Linked DNA regions of Homo sapiens: all the other regions are linked to region 1. A link is an interaction called in ENCODE POLR2A ChIA-PET data of the cell type or tissue named here. Cell type or tissue: HepG2. All regions are shown on one strand. Region 1 has its middle 3.0 kb from the start of ZMYND8. Region 2 has its middle 37 kb from the start of NCOA3. Region 3 has its middle 43 kb from the start of LINC01754. Region 4 has its middle 6.0 kb from the start of LINC01754.

The links. ChIA-PET counts read pairs that join two places held together with the same protein. Peaks named below come from ENCODE experiments on the same cell type or tissue, not always from the same donor. Only the 100,000 strongest peaks of a DNase experiment are listed, where the experiment ranks them.
Region 2: POLR2A ChIA-PET joins it to region 1 with 10 read pairs; 9 of 35 experiments call an interaction of 5 or more read pairs at or near these places.
Region 3: POLR2A ChIA-PET joins it to region 1 with 34 read pairs; 7 of 35 experiments call an interaction of 5 or more read pairs at or near these places.
Region 4: POLR2A ChIA-PET joins it to region 1 with 15 read pairs; 11 of 35 experiments call an interaction of 5 or more read pairs at or near these places.

The regions. Positions count from the first base shown.
Region 1 is chr20:47,357,207-47,362,206 of GRCh38, forward strand. No RefSeq gene overlaps it. Among named protein-coding and RNA genes, the nearest start is that of ZMYND8, 3.0 kb to the left of the region's middle. RefSeq lists enhancers at 504-853, 533-1,138, 1,139-1,746, 1,747-2,354, 1,919-2,213 and 2 more and cis regulatory regions at 1,600-1,813, 3,316-3,971. In HepG2, no CTCF peak of the experiment used is centred here; DNase peaks (open chromatin) are centred at 545, 1,765, 2,095, 3,685 and 2 weaker places; H3K4me3 peaks cover 4,163 bases.
Region 2 is chr20:47,462,789-47,467,788 of GRCh38, forward strand. No RefSeq gene overlaps it. Among named protein-coding and RNA genes, the nearest start is that of NCOA3, 37 kb to the right of the region's middle. RefSeq lists a silencer at 1,677-1,971. In HepG2, a CTCF peak has its summit at 1,674; a DNase peak (open chromatin) is centred at 1,893.
Region 3 is chr20:47,452,539-47,457,538 of GRCh38, forward strand. No RefSeq gene overlaps it. Among named protein-coding and RNA genes, the nearest start is that of LINC01754, 43 kb to the left of the region's middle. RefSeq lists silencers at 614-814, 893-1,093 and an enhancer at 1,310-1,519. In HepG2, no CTCF peak of the experiment used is centred here; DNase peaks (open chromatin) are centred at 763, 2,243 and 2,843; H3K4me3 peaks cover 628 bases.
Region 4 is chr20:47,415,595-47,420,594 of GRCh38, forward strand. No RefSeq gene overlaps it. Among named protein-coding and RNA genes, the nearest start is that of LINC01754, 6.0 kb to the left of the region's middle. RefSeq lists a silencer at 185-234 and an enhancer at 461-960. In HepG2, no CTCF peak of the experiment used is centred here; DNase peaks (open chromatin) are centred at 1,897 and 2,497.

The DNA of each region.
Region 1 (5,000 bases):
AGTCCCGGGGAAACAGCCAAGGGGCCAGAAAAAGGGGCTTGAGGCAGGCCTCTGAGAAGCTGGGGGAAGCAGGCAGCCCGGGGGAGCCCCGAAAAATCAGCAGAGAGCAGCCCTGGCTTCTCAGAGGAGCGAGGAGTAGCTGCTGAGGGGAGGAGGGGAGCAGAGTGGTCAAGTTTGCATAGTCATTGTCCCCATGCCTCCTTGCAAGGCAGGCCAGGGAGCCGTGGGCCTCTCGCGCCCTGCTTAGCCAGTCCTGCAGGCAAAATCAACGTGGGTTCCTGTCGCCCTGCCACGATGCCAAGGGGGACCCCTCTCGGTCCTTACCCTAAGAAAAACCCAAAGCCCTCCTCGCAGGCCACATGCCTGGATCTACAAACTTCCCTTCCCTCCCGGCCCCTCCCCCGCGGCCGAGACCTGCTAAACCTGTCAGTTAAACACAAATCTGACTTCCGTATTAGCCTGCGATGCCTTCGGCTTCCTGCCTGTTAACCCTCTCTCGGACTCGGGGCCTGGCTGGGAAAAACTAGGCCTTGAGATCGCAGCGAAGGCCTGTGGAAAAATACCAGCTGCAGCTCTCCCGGCAGATGCAGAAAGAGAGAGAGAGAGCCGCTGTCTCTCAGCCTTTGCTTCCCAGGGAGGCGTGTACCTTGTGAATCCAGGGCACAGGCAGTGCCTCTCGGGCTGAGAAGCCATTTCAATCCAGAGGGAGACAGAAAGATGGCACGCTCAGCCCGGAAACAAGAGCCCCCATTATGCGTCAGGCCTACCCCCGTAGGTCAGCCCTTCCTGCCACAATCATCCCTGTATGTGTGTGCCTGGGGGAGTTGGGCCCTCCTCGGTGGGCAGACAAATCCCCTGGGCTTCCTAAGGATTCTTGCTTCCATTTATTTGCACAGAGAACGGCTTCTTTTCGTCCCCCAAGGCAGATGGAGCAGCGATTTCACACACAGCCCTCCATTTGGCAGCCCCCCCACCCCCCCATCTCTGGCACCGCTCCCCAGTAAAATATTAACTGGTTGTTCAGAGCTGCTTACAATTCTACCCACTTCAATTGCGTTAGGAGGTCTTTGCTGGTCTCCTCCCTAAAGCTGCCTTCGCAGTTGGTCTGTACCCAGAGATAGAAAAGGACCGTAAAATGTCCCCAGCTTTCTCGCTCTCTTTCCTTCTTCGGCATTTTAAATGACAAGGTGCTTAATTAACAGGATTTTTTAAAACAGCAACCTGGAACCACAGAAGCTAAATAAACACCATTCTTTAGAGGCTGGAGAAAGCGTCCAGAGTTAACGCAGCCATATGCCAGGAGGCATAACTCCGGAGCAATAAAGTCTCCCCTCTCCTCCTAAAATTAGGACTTGTGGGCTTTCTTGTCCCACACGGTTCCCACAAAGAAAACGAAGAGCTGATGGCTTGCTTTCCCTGCCCCCCCCCAACCCCCACATGGACAACAGATGCCCACTGCTTGTACATAAATTCTTCCTGGCCGGGAATCTCATATCAAACAGGCTCAGGAACGAGCTGGGAATCGAAACTCACTGTACGGCAGGGCAGGACCCAGGCTTTATAAAAACGGACAGGATGTTGCTGTTGTTACTGTTTTAGGCTGCTGAGGCCAAGCTGCAGGGAGGGACAGCTCCATGGCCACCCAACCTGACAAAGCTCCAGGGCTCAGGACAGCAGGCCTGGGCCTCACCAAAAGGGAGGGGCCTGCTCTTCCTGGAGGTAGAAAGCTGCATGGGGAGACTAAATGGGAGGAGGCGAGAGGTGGAGGCCACAGTGAAGCAGTGCGTGCTCACCCTCCTAGCTGTGTGGGCAGCGGCCCTCCACCGCCATCCCATATGGAATGCTGTTTGTTTCTGCGGGTGCTGCTTTGAGGGGAACAAACAGGACTGTGGGGTTGGTGGCAGATCTCCCATGCAGCTAAGTCCACGAACCAATGAGGAAATAAAATATGCCGCTGGTGTGCGTGGTGGATTTTAACCTGGGATTAAAGCTTGTTGCATAAGCAGCTACAGCATCCTCCCCGCCTCCCTCCCTCTCTCTGATCACTTGATCACTTGAAATGTTTTCTGGGGCAAAGAGCAGGAAGCTGCTGGCTTATTCTGGCAGCTCTGCTCTGTTTGAGGAATGCTGTTGGCATTCGGGTAGGTCTGAGGTTATCTGGAAAACAGCAATTCGGCTGGGGACAGACACAAAAGTATGGTGGCAGATGGAATCCTGGGAGGAACACAGATTGAAAAGAAAGCCTGGGGCAGGCCTACGAAGGGCTGGTCCTGGGCTTCATGGAATGTGGCTGATAAGCAGGAAATAAAACCAAATGTTGCAGGTCTCAATCTAGAAATCCATTCAGCAGCTCCTCTTAAAGCCCCACTGCAGTGAGTATCCCAGCAGTTACTTCTAAATTAGTGCTTTACATAGACTGATTCCTGAAGTAGGTGGCATTGTTAGAAACCTGGAACTAAGCCCAGAGAGGTGAAGTGAGCTGCCCAAGGTCACACAGCTGGGAAGTGCCAGAGATCAGATGTCCACCCCGTTAGCACTTCACATCCCTAAACTCTGTACCTTCTCCTGGCTCTAAAGAAAGAAGCAAAAGCAAAGCCGAACCAAGCACAGCAGAAACAATGAGGCTGAAACCTACGAACAGCAACTGCATAATCTGTGTTTTCTTTTAGGAGGTAGACCAGTTTTTTGCTTTTTTGTTTTTTGATACAGTGTCTCGCTCTGTCGCCCAGGCTTGAGTGCAGTGGCATCATCACAACTCAATGCTGCAACCTGAAGACCCACCCTTTTGAGGTGGGTTTTCAGTATTGAATGATGGCGCTGAAGGAAACTTTTAGATTAGACTCATTCAAATGCCCCTCATTACAGATTGAGGCCCAGAGGAAGCGACCCTCTCCCTCCCAACCTCCAGCAAGATGCAAGATGTCAAGGGGGAACACTTTGCCATCTCTAAAATTAGGCTTTTATATTCCCTGAAACCAGTGGTTCAACCATGGGGGGATTTGCCCTTCAGGGGGCATTTGGCAATGCTTGGAGACGTGTGGGTTGTCACAGTTAGGGAGGTTGTATTACCGGTATCCAGTGGGTAGAGGCCAAGGATGATGCAAAACATCCTATAAGTACACAAGACCAGCCCCGCCACAACAAGGAAGTATCTGATCCAAAATGTCCAAGGTTGGGAAACCCTGGCTTTAAGCCCTTTAAGGAAAGGGAAGAAAACAGTCCAATCATTCTGCCTCTGGCTAGAAAAGCCAGCACAGGCCTAAACAAGCAGGTTCTTTGGTGATATTAATAAGCAATGAGCTAATAAAAATAGATTAAAACGTGTCTCTCTTAATATTCCCAGGGTACAGAGAGGATTGGGGTACAGAATCAGGCTGTGGGGAGCCAGGCAGAGTGTCACAGTAACAACACTGGTCTCGAGGGAGAGGAAAGGCTGGCCCCAGCTCCCTTCCCCCAGCACCTTACGAGCTGAGGCCTGGCCTCCCTGAAATGGCTCGCCCGTTCCGCTGGCCTCCAGCCAGGCGAGCAGCAGCAGGAGCGGCCCCACAAGCTGCATCCCGAGATAGCCTGTTCGGCTGCCTACAAAAATAAGCACACTTGCAGTTATCGGCCTCCAGCTACAGCAGGCCTCTCTGACCGTTACGCGAAATGGACAGGATTGAGTCAGGGAAGTGTTTTAAATATCTTGTTTTGTTTTGTTCCTTTCTGGCCAATTAGAACCGAGGCCAACTTCGGGCACGGTGACAGAAGGGCTCACCTTCAGAGCCCGGAGCTGACTGTGTCATGTTACAGCCACAAAGAGGCAGATAGGAGCCTCCCTCCCTTGGAGAAGATGCCTACTAGGAGAGGGGTGTGGGGTTTTTTGGTTTTGTTTTGTTTTTTTACCTCTTTCTAGGAGGGACTGGCAGGATTAGGCAAACGGCGGGAGGGAAAACAAAAAGGGCTAGTGGAAAGGGCAGGGGGTGGATGGTCGCCCCTCATCAGGCAGATGGCCACAGCGCGGGTGGGGCGCCGAGCAAGGGATGCAGGAGCAGAAGGAAAATGAAAAGCAGGAAAACTCAGGCCCTACTCTTTTTTCTTCCTAGCAATTACTTTTATGGGCAGAAGACTATAGATTCGTTCGCTCTGTTTCTCCCTCCCACTGGACCGGTGGTTTTGCCCCCGCAAGGGGACATTTAGCAATGCCTAGGGACATTTTGGGTTGTCTCCATTTTGGGTTGTAAGATCTTTCAGGGAAGTGGGGAGTGCTACTGGCATCTAGTGCTGCTAAACATCCTACAACACATAGGACAAGACCCCCCAGCGGAGAATTAGCCAGCCTCAAATGTCAATAGTGCAGAGGCTGAGAAACTGTGCACCAGGCTGAGCACTTCACGAGGCAAGGAAGGACCTTGTCTGAATTCTTCACCATCATGCCCTCAAGAGTTGAACACAGCACTTGACATATATTAGAGCTCAGTAGAACACCATCTCCCATCCGGATGGTTGCAAGAATCTTACCTGAGCTCTCTGCTTCCGCCCTTGCAAACGCTTGTACACATGCACTCACACACACATACACACACTGTACCACCCAGGCTGCCAGTGATCCTTTTATTTTTTTTTCTCTCCCTTTTTTTTTTTTTTTTTTTGAGACAAAGTCTCACTCTGTCGCCCAGGCTAGAGTGCAGTGGCACAATCTCAGCTCACTGCAACCTCCGTATCCCAGGATCGTGCAATTCTCCTGCCTCAGCCTCCTGAGGAGCTGGGATTACAGGCACATGCCACCACACCCAGCTAATATTTTGTGTCTTTAGTAGAGACGGGGGTTTCACCATGTTGTCCAGGATGGTCTCGATCTCCTGACCTCGTGATCCGCCTGCCTTGGCCTCCCAAAGTGCTGGGATTACAGGCGTGAGCCACCATGCCCAGCCACTTATTTATTTTATTTTATTTTTTCTGAGACACAGTCTCACTCTGTCGCCCAGGCTGGAGTGCAGTGGCGCCATCTCAGCTCACTG
Region 2 (5,000 bases), 110 kb after region 1:
ATAAACTAGCTGCCTAAATAGAAAGAATGTTCTAGAAGGACAGAGCAGAAAGGCTCAGAGTGGTTACCTCTGAAGAAGGGTGAAGGAAAGGGTACAAGGAGAAGGCTGGGTGTGGTGGATCATGCTCATAATCCTAGCACCTTGGGAGGCTGAGGCAGGCAGATCGCTTGAGGCCAGGAGTTTGAGACCATCCTGGGCAACACAGCAAGACTCTCTAAAAAATAAATAAATGCTAGCCAGGCGTGGTGGCGCATGCCTGTAATCCCAGCTACTCAGGAGGCTGAGTCAGGAGAATTGCTTGAACCCAGGAGGCGGAGGTTGCAGTGAGCCGAGATTGCACCATTGCACTCCCGCCTAGGCAACAAGAGCGAAACTCCGTCTCAAAAAATAAAAAATAAAAATAAATAAATAAATAAATACAACTTAAAAATAATATAGGTTAACTATAATACCTAATAAAGTTTGACATTTACCTACTGCTGACCCAGTAATTCCACTCTTGGATTAAGAGAAATGTGTGCCCATGTCCATAAAAATACTTGTTCCAGGCCAGGTGTGGTGGCTCATGCCTGTAATCCTAGCACTTTGGGAGGCTGAGGAGGGCGGATCACCTGAGGAAAAAAATTAGCTGGGCGTGGTGGTGCGCGCCTGTAGTCCCAGCTACTCAGGAGGCTGAGGTAAGAGAATCGCTTGAACCCAGGAGGTGGAGGTTGCAGTGAGCTGAGATCTTGCCATTGCACTCCAGCCTGGGCAACAGGGCAAGATTCCATCTCAAAAAAAAAGAAAAAAAAATTTGTTCCAGAATGTTCATAGAAGCTTGTTTCATAATAGTCCAAACTGGAAACAACCAAGTGCCCGACAACAAGAGGGTAAACAAATGATGGTATGGTCCCAAAATGGAATTCTACTCAACAACAGCCAGGAAAGAATTACTGGGGCATCCAGCGTGACTCAATCTGAAAAGCATTATTTGAGTGAAAGAAGCCAGATACATGAGTTCATGCCGGATGCAGTGGCTCACGCCTGTCATCCCAGCACTTTGGGAAGCTGAGGCAGGTGGATCATTTGAGGTCAGGGGTTTGAGACCAGCCTGGCCAACATGGTGAGACCATGTTCCTACAAAAAATAAAAAAATTAGCCAGGCGTGGTGGCGGACACCTGTAATCCCAGCTACTTGGGAGGCTGAGGCAGGAGAATCCCTTGAACAAGGGAGGCGGAGGTTGCAGTGAGCCAAGATCATGCCTCTGCACTCCAGCCTGGGTGACAGAGCGAGACTCTGTTTCAAAAAAGAAAAAAAAGAGTTCATTCTGTATGATTCCATTTATGTGGAGTCTAAGAATAGAGAAAACTAAGGGTGATAAAGGTCAGGATAGTGGTTATCTTGTTTTGGGAAGGGGCAAGAGGGAACTTTCTGGGGGATGGAAATGTTCTGTGTCCTAGGGGATGTTTGGCACTGTCTGGAGAGGTTTTTGATTGTCACAACTGGTGGTGGGGGTGCTACTGGCATTTAGTGGGTAGAGGCCAGAGATGCTGCTAAACTGAATCTTACAATGCACAGGATTACCCCAAAACAATTATCTGGCCGGAAATGTCAATCGGGCTGAGAGTGAGAAATTTTGGTATATGATTTAAATTGCTTAAACACGATCAAGGCATTTCTGCATCCTTGTGGGCATTTGCCATTACTACAGGCAATATTTGAGTGACGGAGACGGCTAGTTATCCTTAGGATATAGAGTTGTCATTGGAAAGCAGCCAGGGACAATATTTCCCAATCCCCTTTGCATCTGGGTACAGCCTGTGATTCATTCTGCAAATAGAATGTGAGCAAAAGCAATGTGTATTAGCTCTGCACAAAGCAGTTGAGAAACATGTGCGCCTTTTCCATTCTCCTTCCCCTGCCACCACTGGATGCAGACATCAACGATGAGGCCCCAGGGATGGAGGAAAGCTGTCAGTCAACTGGCAATGCAGCGCTAGAGGAGATAAACTTCTATTATGCAAGCCTCTGAAATGTGAGCGTTATTTGTTACAGTGGCTAGCGTTACTCTAATAGAGTATTCAACAAAAAAAATATAGTCTTTGAAGGGCAGGTCTCCCAAACTGATATATTAAGGGGCAGTTAATCTCACTTGTAAATTCTCTGAGAGCAGGGATCATGTGCTACACATTTTCTTAATCTTCGATAATGCTAAGTACCATGTTGAGCAAATGACATGTTTCTTTCTCTCTCCTTCCACCCCCGCCCCCAAAGTCCTATGACTTCCTGGGTTGGAAGAGAATGTAAGTGTTCTTTTGTAATCTTTCCAGGACACCATTAATGGAACCACAGAACACCAACTTTCACACTCTAATTCCATGTGTTTTGGAATAAGATTTACTTTGCCCCATGCTCCAGAGTTGGGTCCTGATTGGCTTACATCAATCAAAGTCTTTTCTTTACCCTGGCCTTCCCACTCTGTCACCCAGGTTGGAGTGGCACAATCTCGGCTCACTGCAACCTCTGCCTCCTAGGTTCAAGTGATTCTCCTGCTTCAGCCTCCTGAGTAGCTGGGATTACAGGCACATGCCACCACGCCAGGCTAATTTTTTGTATTTTTTTAGTAGAGACAGGCTTTCACCATGTTGGTCAGGCTGGTCTCAAACTCCTGACCTCAGTTGATCCGCCCGCCTTGGCCTCCCAAAGTGCTGGGACTATAGGCGTGAGCCACCACGCCCGGCCTCCCTGGTCTTCTTGTTAGGGTTCGCAGATGAACACATCACTGAGTGAGAGGCAATGAGATCCAAGGTTTTATCTGGGACTCCGGAAGGGAAGCAGTTTCTTCCCTTTCAAGAGAAAGCCCTGAGCATATGCTTTTCTCCTGTGTGGTGGTGTCGGTTTGGGAGGCTTCAGTTACTACAGTAACTTTGCCACCAAGAGAGCAACTCTTTCAAGTTGTCAAGGATCCATAGGTATAGATAGTTCTCAGGGGCTCAAATATTGTCAGAACCTAAATTCTTTCTCTGCCTCTCTTAGTGTGTTAGATATTCTCACTCGTGATGCCACGATAATGCCCACAATTTCAGACATTCAAGTCATAACAACACGTTTCTGTTAATGAGAAAAACCTTTCCCAGCGTGCAGCGGAGTTTTTTTCTTGTCTTATTGGCTAGAGGGCATCACGTGATAAGCCTAAACCAACCACTGACAAGTGGTCTGGATCACCGTGATTGGTTCATATGTATTCCTCAGGCTGGGGTTGGGACTGGGATCCATCTCCCTGGAAGCACATGGCCAGCAGGAGAGGGGTGGACATCTGGTCCCAACCAGAATTCTCATTTAAAAAGGAAGAAAAGTTTTTGAGTAGGCCAACAATAATGTCTGCTATGTATCCTGCCATTTGTGGTGGTATATTTATCAGTCAATTGCAAGTAACAAAAAACCAAAAAGAAAAAAGATGTTAGGGAGAAATGTATTGGCTGGCACAACTCAAAAGTTCAGAGTTTCCCAGCTTCAGGCATGGCTGGATCTGAGCAACAAGGTCATAATTATTTGGTCTCTGTTTTTATTGCTCATCTCCGCTTTATTCTCAGGCAGAATCTTACCGAGTGGTGGCTCCAGCAACTACAGACTTACTTCCTACCAAGTTAGCAATTCCAGAGGAATCTTTTAGGCAACTGTTGCAACAAAAGTTTAAGAACTGAGCCTCAAAGACTTGGCTTGGATCACAACCCCATTCTTGAACCAATCACTGTACCCAGAAGGAATGAAAAATTCTAACTGGTCAAACCATTTCTTTTTTTTTTTTTTTTTTTTTTTTTTGAGATAGGTCTTTTGCTCTGTTGCCCAGGCTGGAATACATAGCTCACTGTGGCCTCAAACTCTGGGTTCAAGTGATCCTCCCACCTCAGCTTCCCAAGTAGCTGAGATTAGTGGTGTGCACCACCACGTCTAACTAATTTTTTAAATTTTTTGTAGAAACAGGGCCTTTCTATGTTGGAAGAGGGTCAGGCGGGCGACTTGAGAAATCAAGCGCTCTGTTTTACCTGTGATTTGTGTTTCATATGCTGACATACTTCCGGGGTCTTGAGTTCCTTCTCCCGTGATTTTTCACTGGGGATGGGCTGTCTGCACGTGCAATGTGTTTATTGGAGTTGTGTACGTGCTCACTTGAGGCATTCTTCCCTTACCAGTTGAATGTCCCTAGACGGTCATCAGTTAAACTTTGCCATTTTGCCTCTTAATTCCCATGCTTGAGCCCATTTACCCAGTCCTGAGATCTTACTGGGAAGCTGCTGATCACCAGTTTCAGGTTGTTGTTTTTTTTCTGCTTATTGGGAGACTGCCTTTCCCTGGAGTCGGCTGAGACCAATCATTATTTTAGAGAGATAGTTAACAACCGCCTGAGCATCACCTGATGGTCACCTCTGGTCACCTGACATTCCTGGTGTGTGTGTGTTGTGGGGGAACTCTCTCTTGCTCTGTTCATGTCTGACTAGCTACCTACTGTAACAGCTGCACCACTGCATTCCAGCCTGGGTGACAGAGCGAGACGCTGTCTCAAAAAAAAAAAAAGGTGATTTGTGGCGATGGCAAAAATCTCAAAGGCGTTACATGAGTCACTGAAATTTGGGGAACTCTGATAGACCCAGGTTCTATCCTGGACTTTATTTGGCTGAACCAAACTGAACAAAAATTCCCTTGCATGAAAACTGGTGCTGGAGGAATATTTTCTTTGATTGATTGATTGAGGCAGGGTCTCACTGTCACCCAGGCTGGCATTGAGTGATGGAATCACGGCTCACTGCAGCCTCAACTTCCCGGCCTCAGGTGATCCTCCTGCCTCAGCCTCTCAAGTAGCTGGGACCATGGGCGCACACCCAGCTACCCAGCTAATTGATTTTTGTGGGGTTTTTTTTTTTTTTTTGAGATGGAGTCTCACTCTGTCACCCAGGCTAGAGTGCAATGGCTCGGTCTCGGCTCACTGCAACCTCCGCCTCCCAAGTTCAAGCAATTCTCC
Region 3 (5,000 bases), 95 kb after region 1:
TCTGTTACTCAGGCTAGAGGTGAGTGGCACGATCACAGCTAACCTCAGCCTTGACCTACCTGGCTTAAGTGATCCTCCCACCTCAGCCTCCCAAGTAGCTGGGACCATAGGTGCAGCGTAAGCCACCACATCATTTAGCAGAAACGGGGTCTTAGTATGTTGCCCAGGCTGTTCTTGAACTCCTAGGCTCAAGCCATCCAACCACCCAATCTCTCAAAGTGCTGGGATTACAGGTGTGAGCCACCACACCCATCTCACACCATTAACTCTTTCAGTCAATCTGCATTAAGCATTTAGTATGTACTTGGTACTATGGAAAGCATCAAAGAAATTGACACTACAGGTTCTAAAAACTTTCCATTGAGGAATTAAGACTTAGTCGGTCTCTAGCTGTGTGATCTTAAGCTAGTTACTTAATGTCTCTGAGTTTCCATTTCCTGATCTATAAAATAAGGATGAAATATTGCTCTTGCAAGGCTCTTGTATATCCATGTATTCAGCAAATATAGCTTGAGTTCCTACTCAGTGTTCCACACACCTTTAGGAAGCAGAGATTCAGTAGTGCTGGGCATTGGAAGGAGTTTTCAGTGGGGATGGAATCCAGGCTGCAAAGAGAAAGCATTTGTATGTGAACGCTTCTGGAAAATTACTTAAAGCTGGGCTCAGTGGCACACGCCTGTAGTCCCAGCTGCCCAGGAAACTGGGGTGGGAGGATCTCCTGAGCCCGGGAGGCTCAGGAGGCTGCAGTGAGCCATGATTGAGTCACTGCATTCCAGCCTGGGAGACAGAGCAAGACCCCGTCTAGAAAAATAAGTAAGTAAGTAAATAAATAATGACCTAAAACCATCCCAGAAGACAGGAACATGAGTCTCTGAAGGCCTCTGTATTAGCTATCTATTGCTGTGTAACAAATTGCTTCAAAATTTAGCAGCTTAAACCAATAAAACATTTATCTCACAGTTTCTGTGGGTCAGGAATCCAGGAGTGGCTTTGCTGGGTGGTTCTGCCTCAGGGTATCTGCCCTGTTTACAGTCATGCTGTTGGCTGGGCTGCAGAGGCTGGAAGCCTCTTTGGGGCCAGATGATTTGTTTCTGAGCTTGTTCATGTGGTTGTGGTCAGAAGGTTTCAGTCCCTCATGACATGGAAGCTGGCTCCCTCACTAAGTGAGAGAGAGAGAGAAACCAAGAGAGAAGTTTTAAGAAAGAGAGAGGGGCTGGGTGTGGTGGCTCACAACTGTAATCCCAGCACTTTGGGAGGCTGAAGCGAGCAGATCACTGGAGGTCAAGAGTTTGAGACCACCCTGGCCAACATGGTGAACCCCATCTCTACTAAAAATACAAAAATTAGCCAGGTGTGGTGGTGCACGCTGTAATCACAGCTACCCAGGAGGCTGAGGCACGAGAAGCACTTGAACCTAGAAGGTAGAGGTTGCAGTGAGCCAAGATGGTGCCACTGCACTTCAGTCTGGGCAACAGAGTGAGACTCCATCTCAAAAAAAAAAAAAAAAAAAAAGAGAGAGAGAGAGAAAGAACCAAGACAGAAGCAGTATTGTCATGATGCACCATCACTTCTGCCTAATTTTACGGGTCACACAGACCACCCTGGTGCAATAGAGGAGGGCACTGCACAAGGTGGGCACACCAGGAGGCAAAGGATCATTGGATCACTGGAGGGCATTTTGGAGTCTGGCTAACACAGCCCCATGACTTTTTTGTGATTTCTCATTTTATTTTATTTATTTTTTTGAGACAGGATCTCACTTTGTCACTCAGGCTGGAGTCCAGTAGCATGATCTTGGCTCACTGCAGCCTCAACCTACCGGGCTCAAGTGATCCTCCCACCGCAGCCCCCCATAAGTAGCTGGGACTACAGGTGCACACCGCCACACTTGGCTAAATTTTTTGTGTGTGTATATTTTTAGTAGAGACAGGGTTTTACCATGTTGGCCAGGCTGGTCTCGAACTCCTGAGCTCAAGCTATCTGCCTGCTTCGGCCTCCCCAAGTGCTGGGATGACAGGTGTGAGCCACTGCATCTGGCCCTGTTCTCACTTTAAATATTCACCTTTTTCCTTCTCCTCCTCCTCTTCCTCTCCTCCTCCTCCTTCTTCTTCCTTCTTCTTCTTCTACTTTTCTTTCTTCTTCTTCTTTTTTATTTATGTTTTTGAAACAGGAAACAGGGACTCGCTCTGTCTCCCAAGCTGGAATGCAGTGGTGCAATCACGGCTCCCTGCAGTGTCAACCTTCTGGGCTCAAGCAATCCTCCTGCCTCAGCTCCCGAGTAGCTAGGACTATAGGCACATGCCACCACACCTGGCTAATTTTAAAAAATCTTTTGTAGAGACAGGGTCTCACATGTTGCCCAGGCTAATCTCGAACCCCTGGCCTCAAGCAGTCTTTCCACCTCGGCCTCCCAAAGTTCTGGGATTATAGGCATGAGCCACTACACCTGGCCTAAACATTCACTTTTATACCTAATTTTGTACTTAAATTTTGTATTTGTTTTAAAGAAGGCTCCCCCAAATTGTCTAAGCTTCAGGTACCACAAAACCTGGATCCATCCCTGGTCCTAAGACAGGTCTTCAGTTTTTTGTGACAGTGGGTGTTAGAGATTTTGTACAAAAGTTCAGAAGCTGGACTCAGCCCAGCGAAAAGGTTTGTTGATCTGCCTGGGGGAAGGTGTGGATTTCAGCCCATCCCTGTATGCCTTCACTCAATACTCCTTTGAAAGCATAAGCTGCTGGAATTAAACCAGTGGTTTTGATGTGCTTGGAGCTGAAGATAAAGTCCTGTTTGCACACTGTAATGGTGTATTTAAACATTTTGACAATTATCAGGTGAAATCTTTGGCTGTTATTGACTCCGCTCCTCTGTAAGTGATTGTGTGCGGCAGGAGAGTCTCTCCACCACATGACTGGGCCCTCACTTACAGGTTAATTGACTTGTTTGGTCGCTTTCTTCTTAAGCCACAGGAGTGGTGAAATGCAATTTTTTTCTTGTGTTCTTTCGTAACACACCAAGACAAACAAAGCTGAGTTTTAAATCCTGTTGCATTTATTAACTTTTGAGGGTCTAGCTATGAGTTTTCAGAAACAACAACCAACCACCAGCTCTTCTGATCTTGGTTTGAATCTCTATGATCTGAGATAAATTAGGTTCCCCCCAAAAAAACACACCCCCACCCCAAGTTGGACACTGAATGATGTATTGGGAATTTGTTTGATACAATAAATGTCCACTATTTATTTATTTATTTTTTGAGATGGGGTGTCTGTCACCCAGGCTGGAGGGCAGTGGTGTGATCTCAACTCACTGCAACCTCCACTTCCCAGTCTCAAGTGATCCTCCCACCTTAGCCTCCCGAGTAGCTGGGGCTACAGGCCTGTACCACCATGCCTGACTAATTTTTTGTAGAGGCGGGGTTTCACCATGTTGCTCAGGCTGTCTTCAACTCCTGGATTCAAGGGATCTCCCCCCAACCCCTGAGATGGCATCTTGTTCTGTCACCCAGGCTGGAGTGCAGTGGCACCATCTCAGCTCCCTGCAACCTCCGCCTCCCAGGTTCAAGTGACTTTCCTGCCTCAGCCTCCCAAGGAGCCGAGATAACAGGCATGCAGCATCATGCCTGGCTAATTTTTGTATTTTTATTAGAGACGAGCTTTCACCTTGTTAGCCAGGCTGGTCTTAAACTCCTGACCTCAAGTGATCTGCCTGCCTCGACCTGCCAAAGTGCTGGGATTACAGGCCTGGACTCAAGGGATCTGCCCATCTCAGCCTCCAAAAGTGCTGGGATTCCTGGCGTCAGCCGCTGGGCCTGGCCTATTATTTCTTATGAGTCTTTGGGTGGTTGCATGGCCCTTCTGTTGGTCTCACCTGGGTTTGCTCATGAAGCTGCACGTGGCTGAAGGCTCAGCCGGGACAGCCAGGTGGCTAAGTCTCTCTCATTCTGTGGGTTTTCTTTCAGAGTTTCTTCTGGTGTGGTGGTCTTGGGGCAGAGTTCCAAAAGAGTGAAAATGGAAGCTGCAAAGTTTTTCAAGGTATAAGCTCTAGACGTGTGCAGCGTCTCTTCTGCCCCACTATGTGGTTAATGTAGGTCCCAAGAAGCTCCACGTGGGTTTAAATCATGTTGGTCTTTTCAGGGCTGTATCCTCAGTATCTAGAATAGAGCCTGGTACATAGAATATTTATTGATGCAACTGAGATTATCATAGTGTATTTTTCTGTGAGCACAGCAGCTTATTCACAGCAGCAGTTTCCTAAATGGTGGCTATTTTATTATAGCTTTCCTAGGGGAGACACATAATGTAAATTTTCTGTTATTTCTTTTCTTTTTTTTTTTTTTGAGACAGAGTCTCGCTTAGTCCCCCAGGCTGGAGTGCAGTGGTGCGATCTCAGCTCACTGCAACCTCCGCCTCCCAGGTTCCAGTGATTCTCCTGCCTCAGCCTCCCGAGTAGCTGGGACTGCAGGCACCGGCCACCACACCCAGCTAATTTTTGTATTTTTAGTAAAGATGAGGGTTTCACTATGTTGACCAGGCTGGTCTCCAACTCCTGACCTCAAGTAATCCACCCGCCTCAGCCTCCGAAAATGCTGGGGTTACAGGTGTGAGCCACTGCGCCCGGCCTCAGTTATCTGCTATTTCTAGGAATACTTTAGGTTGGCACAGAATGAACACTGATCTTAACTGCTTTCCCCAACCTTCCCCCAATTCGCTGTTATCTGATACTCAGTAAACTGCCAGAGATGCATTACCAAAATAATATGGAGGTGGTCAAAATCATCATGAAGAATGTAGACATGGAATCTGTTTGCCTGCGTTCAAATCCCGGCCCCACCTCTTACTCGCTGTGAGACCTTGGATGAGTCATTTAAACGCTCTATGCTTTTGTTTCCTCATCTGTAAAATAGGCTTAATAATTGTACGTATTTCCTGAGATTGATAAAAATTAAATGGGTTAATATTTGTCAAGTGCTAACAAGAGAGGTTGGCATGCAGTCACTG
Region 4 (5,000 bases), 58 kb after region 1:
GCCTCGGACTGGGTTAGTCAGAACTCTTTCAGTTTCAAGTGACAGAAACCCAACTCGAACTGGACTAAGCCTTTAGAGTGTATTAGGCTCATACAACCGAAAAGTCCCAAGAAGGCCGGGCGTGGTGGCTCACGCCTGTAATCCCAGCACTTTGGGAGGCTGAGGTGGGCGGATCACCTGAGGTCAGGTTCGAGACCAGCCTGGCTAACATGGTGAAACCCCCGTCTCTACTAAAAATACAAAAATTAGCCAGGCATGGTGGTGTGCGTCTGTAATCCCAGCTACTCGGGAGACTGAGGCAGGAGAATTGCTTGAACCTGGGAGGCGGAGGTTGCGGTGAGCCGAGATCGCGCCATTGCACTCCAGCCTGGGCAACAAGAGTGAAACTCTGTGAAAGGAAGGAAGGAAGGGAGGAAGGAAGGGAGGGAGGAAGGAAGGAATGAAGGAGGAAGGAGGAAGGAGGAAGGAGGAAGGAGGAAGGAAGGAAGGAAAGAAAGAAAGAAAGAAAGAAAGAAAGAAAGAAAGAAAGAAAGAAAAGAAAAGGAAAGAAAAGAAAAGAAAAGAAAGAAAGAAAGGACGGACCCAAGAAGGTGGATTCAGACATAGATGGCTCTAGTCTCCCTTGGCTGCCCCTAGTCTCCACTGCATTATCTTCATTCTCAGTCTCTCCCAAAGGGATGGAAGGATGGTCCTAAGGTTGCAGCCTAATTAGCCATCCAGGTGGAAAGAGGACTCTCATTTCCTCTTTATTGCTCTAGAAAAAGGTCCTGTGGGCCAGGTGCAATGGCTCATGCCTGTAATCCCAACACTTTGGGAGGCCAAGTTGGGCGGATCACGAGGTCAAGAGATTGAGACCATCTGGCCAACATGGTGAAACCCTGTCTCTACTAAAAACACAAAAATTAGCTGGGTGTGGTGGTGCAAACTTGTAGTCCCAGCTACTTGGGAGGCTGAGGCAGGAGAATCGCTTGAACCCAGGAGGCAGAGGTTGCAGTGAGCTGAGACTGCGCCACTGCACTCCAGCCTGGGCTGCAGGGCGAGACTATTCTGTCTCAAAAAAAAAAAAAAGAAGAAGGCCCTGTGGATAAGGCTCATTGAATCAGCTGGCGTGACACAACCATCCCTGAACCAATCGCTGTGATCAGTAGGGTAGGCTTCACTGATCAGTCAGCCTTGGGTCTTGTGCCTCACACCCTCCCACCAGCACTGGTGGGGGAATCTGCCCCATCTGAAACATGAACACTGGCAATCAAGAAGGGAAATAGCCGCAGGCAGGCAAAAACAACAGGTGTCCACGGCAAGCCTCTGTTCATATCCTCCCCTCTGCCTGGAGCACCCTTCACCCACTTTTCACTGTGACAGCAAGGTTATTTTTCACAGCTTTGGTAGAGCAGGCAAAAGATTAGAAGTGGCACAGCTGCCTATTAATAAGAAATTGCACTTTGGGAGGCTGAGGTGGGAGGATCCCTCGAGCCCAGGAGTTTGAGGCCAGCTTGAGCAACACAGTGAGACCCCATCTCTACAAAAAATAAATAAACTAGCCAGGTGTAGTGGTCCTGTAGTCCCAGCTACTTGGAAGCCTGAGGTGGGAGGATTGCTTGAATCCAGGAGTTTGAGGCTGCAGTGAAACCCTGTCTCTAAAAAAAAAAAGAAAGAATGTAGAGAATAACCTTGCTTGTGCTTCAGACATAGGCAGTAGAATGCCGAAATAGGCTTGTCCCTGCTCCGGAGAGCCACTTCCTAAAAAGTCAGGAATCTTAAGTCAGTTGTACACTGTAGGTAGCTTGAAATTAGCCATGGTGGAAGTATTTACACCACAGAAATGGGCAAATGCTGCAAACCAGGGCTGTTTTGTTTGTTTGTTTTTCCCTTGGAGAGCCTCTTTATCAGCACAACACTGCCAGAGAGGGGTTTGAAAAGTTCCTCTGGTCAGAGGTCAAAGAGCACTGACAATTAGCCCCAAGAAATCAGAACAGCCAGGTATGGTGGCTCATGCCTGTAATCCCAGCAGTTTGGGAGGCTGAGGCAGGAGGATCTTGAGCTCAGGATTTCGAGACCAGCCTGAGCAACATGGTGAAACTCCATCTCTACAAAAAATACAAAAAATTAGCTGCGTGGTGGTGTGTGCCCGTGGTTCCAACTACTTGGGTGGCTGAGGTGGGAGGATTGCTTGAACCCGGGAGGTTGAGGCTTCAGTGAGCTTAGATTGCGCCACTGCATTCTAAGCCTGGGTGACAGAGCAAGACCCTGTTAAAAAGAAAAGAAAGAGAAGGAAGGAAGGAGGGAGGGAGGGAAGAAAGGAAGGAGGGAAGGAAGGAAGGAAGGAAGGAGAGAAAGAAAGGAAGGCAAGACAAGGCTTGGCTTTGGGCAGAAGGGAGAAACTTATTGGGTCAAAGGAGGAACAGAAGTCTAGGTAGTTGACTTTTCTTCCAAAGTACAGATCCCTTTGAAGTAAAGCCAAGGCACTATGAGGGTCGTGACCCTGAATCATATAAGGTGCCGGCTGGTCTTTGTTTAATGCTCGCTGATCTTTGTTAAATGCACTGGTTGGTAGGATAGTGCTTTTGTCTAGAGCTAAGGTCAAAGAATATTACACTAAGGCAAAGATTTCTCCCTACTTGCAGTAGGGATCAAATAGGAAAATGAATGCAAACATTTGGAAAAGTACGAAATAGCCTCCCAAAATATTAGGCAAAAGTTAGAGAAAATGATGATTCATGCTACAATAATTACTACCTTTCCAAGGAAAAATCAAATCCTTTATGCTTCTGGCACAGTAACATTGCAATGTACATTACCACTCACTGCATTGCCTCAACAGTCATCATTTCGTGCCCCCAGGAAAGGAAAGTTACAGTGATTCGGAAAAGCAAAAAAAATCTCCACAGTTATTGACAACAGTATTCATGGAGGTTAAAGAGGCAGTTTGGCCTCATTTTATTGTGAACTCCGGTTCTTATAACAGCAAGAATAATCATCCACTTTTTTTTTTTTGTAATGCACCCTTGATGTGAAAATCCAGGAAATAAAATGTTTCCAATTCAAGATGTTCTTTCCATATAATTCCCAGCATCCTCCCTCCCTTAGCCCTGAGACCATCAGACAGGACCAAGAATCTCTCCCTCCCTTCTTTCTTCACAGATAACTTTCTCATTGGCCAGCCTGCCCTCAGCCCCTGCACTGTTAAATGCTAGCGGCTTCCTTCCTCCCTCCCTCCCTCCCTCCTTTCCTTCCTTCCTTTTTTATTTATTTATTTATTTTTTATTTATTTATTTTTTTGAGCTAGGATCTCGCTCTGTCACCCAGGCTGGAGTGCAGTTGTGTGATCATGGCTCACTGCAGCCTCGACCTCCTGGGCTCAAACAATCCTCCCCTCAGCCTCCCGAGTAGCTGGGACCACAGGCATGTGCCAGCCACCACAACTGGCTAATTTTTTTTTTTTTTTTTTTTTTTTTGAGACTGGGTCTCGCTCTGTCACCCGGGCTGGAGTGCAATGGCACGATCTCGGGTCACTGCAACCTCTGCCTCCCGGGTTCAAGTGATTCTCCTGCCTCAGCCTCCCAAGTAGCTGGGATTACAGATGCCTGCCACCACGCCTGGCTAATTTTTTTTTTTTTTTTTTGAGATGGAGTTTCTCTCTGTCACCCAGGCTGAAATGCAGTGGTACGATCTTGGCTCACTACAACCTCCCCCTCCTGGGTTCAAGCGATTCTTCTGCCTCAGCCTCCCAAGTAGCTGGGACTACAGGCGCGAGCCACCATGCCCAGCTAATTCTTGTGTTTTTAGCAGAGAGGGGGTTTCACCATATTGGCCAGGCTGGTCTCGAACTCCTGACCTCGTGATCCATCCACCTCAGCCTCCCAAAGTGTTGAGATTACAGGCGTTGAGCCACAGCGCCTGGCATTTTTTAAAAAAATATTTTAAGTAGAGACGGGGTTTCATCATGTTGACCAGGCTGGTGTCGAACTCCTGACCTCAGGTGATCCGCCTGCCTCGGCCTCCCAAAGTGCTGGGATTGCAGGCGTGAGCCACCGCGCCTGACCACAACTGGCTAATTTTCAAATTTTTAATAGAGACAGGGGTCTCACTATGTTGTCCAGGCTGGTCTTGAACTCCTGGCCTCAATCAATCCTCCTGCCTCTGCCTCCCAAAGTGGTAGGATTACAGGCGTAAGCTGCTGTGCCCGGACTACCTCTTTCTTAATATGCAAATTGTCCCCACGTAGTAGGGGCTCAAAAGGAAGGCGGTGCTGGGGTGAAAGCAGGCATCAATTTAAGCAGTTCTTAGACTAGAGCCATAAAACCAAACTACACTGTCTGTCATCACCTGAAGAGAGGGGCTGTTCCAGGCGCAGCTGGGAACACAGCAGCAAACTGGGTTTCCCAAACGTGAGTTAACCAGCATCTTACACGCGGGTTAAAATGTCCCCTTACGTTATGAGATGTAGGGAAGGGGTGGTTCCTGATCAAGAAGGCCACTTCAAACCAGATGACTTTGCTTGTCTGCATAGAGCCTGCACTGTGCATGGCTGCCCTGTGTCACAGATGGGCTCTTGCTTCCTTCTGTCAATTTCAGGAAAGATGTGTGCTGGGAGACCTGGGGCAGGAAGAGAGGGATGCCCCTAACTACATTACTCTGTAGAATCAGATTAAGATGCTCAAGTAGAGGGGCCTAGGAGAGGGAAGGAGTTCACGGAAGGGCAAGCAGAGAGGAGGAGGAATGATTTCCAGCATCCCCATCTTCCCTGTCCCTCCTGCTCCACTGCTCTGAGCACTCCCTCCCTGCACAGAGGGACTAGAAATAGGATCTCAGGGCTGGGAGAGCAATGGCTCATGCCTGTAATCCCAGCATTTTGGGAGGCTGATGTGGGAAAATCACTTGAGCCCAGGAGTTCGAGACCAGCCTGGGCAACACGGCAAAACCCCCATTTCATTATTGTTATTATTTTTAAAGACAGAGTCTCACTCTGTTGCCCAGGCTAGAATGCAGTGGAGTGAGCT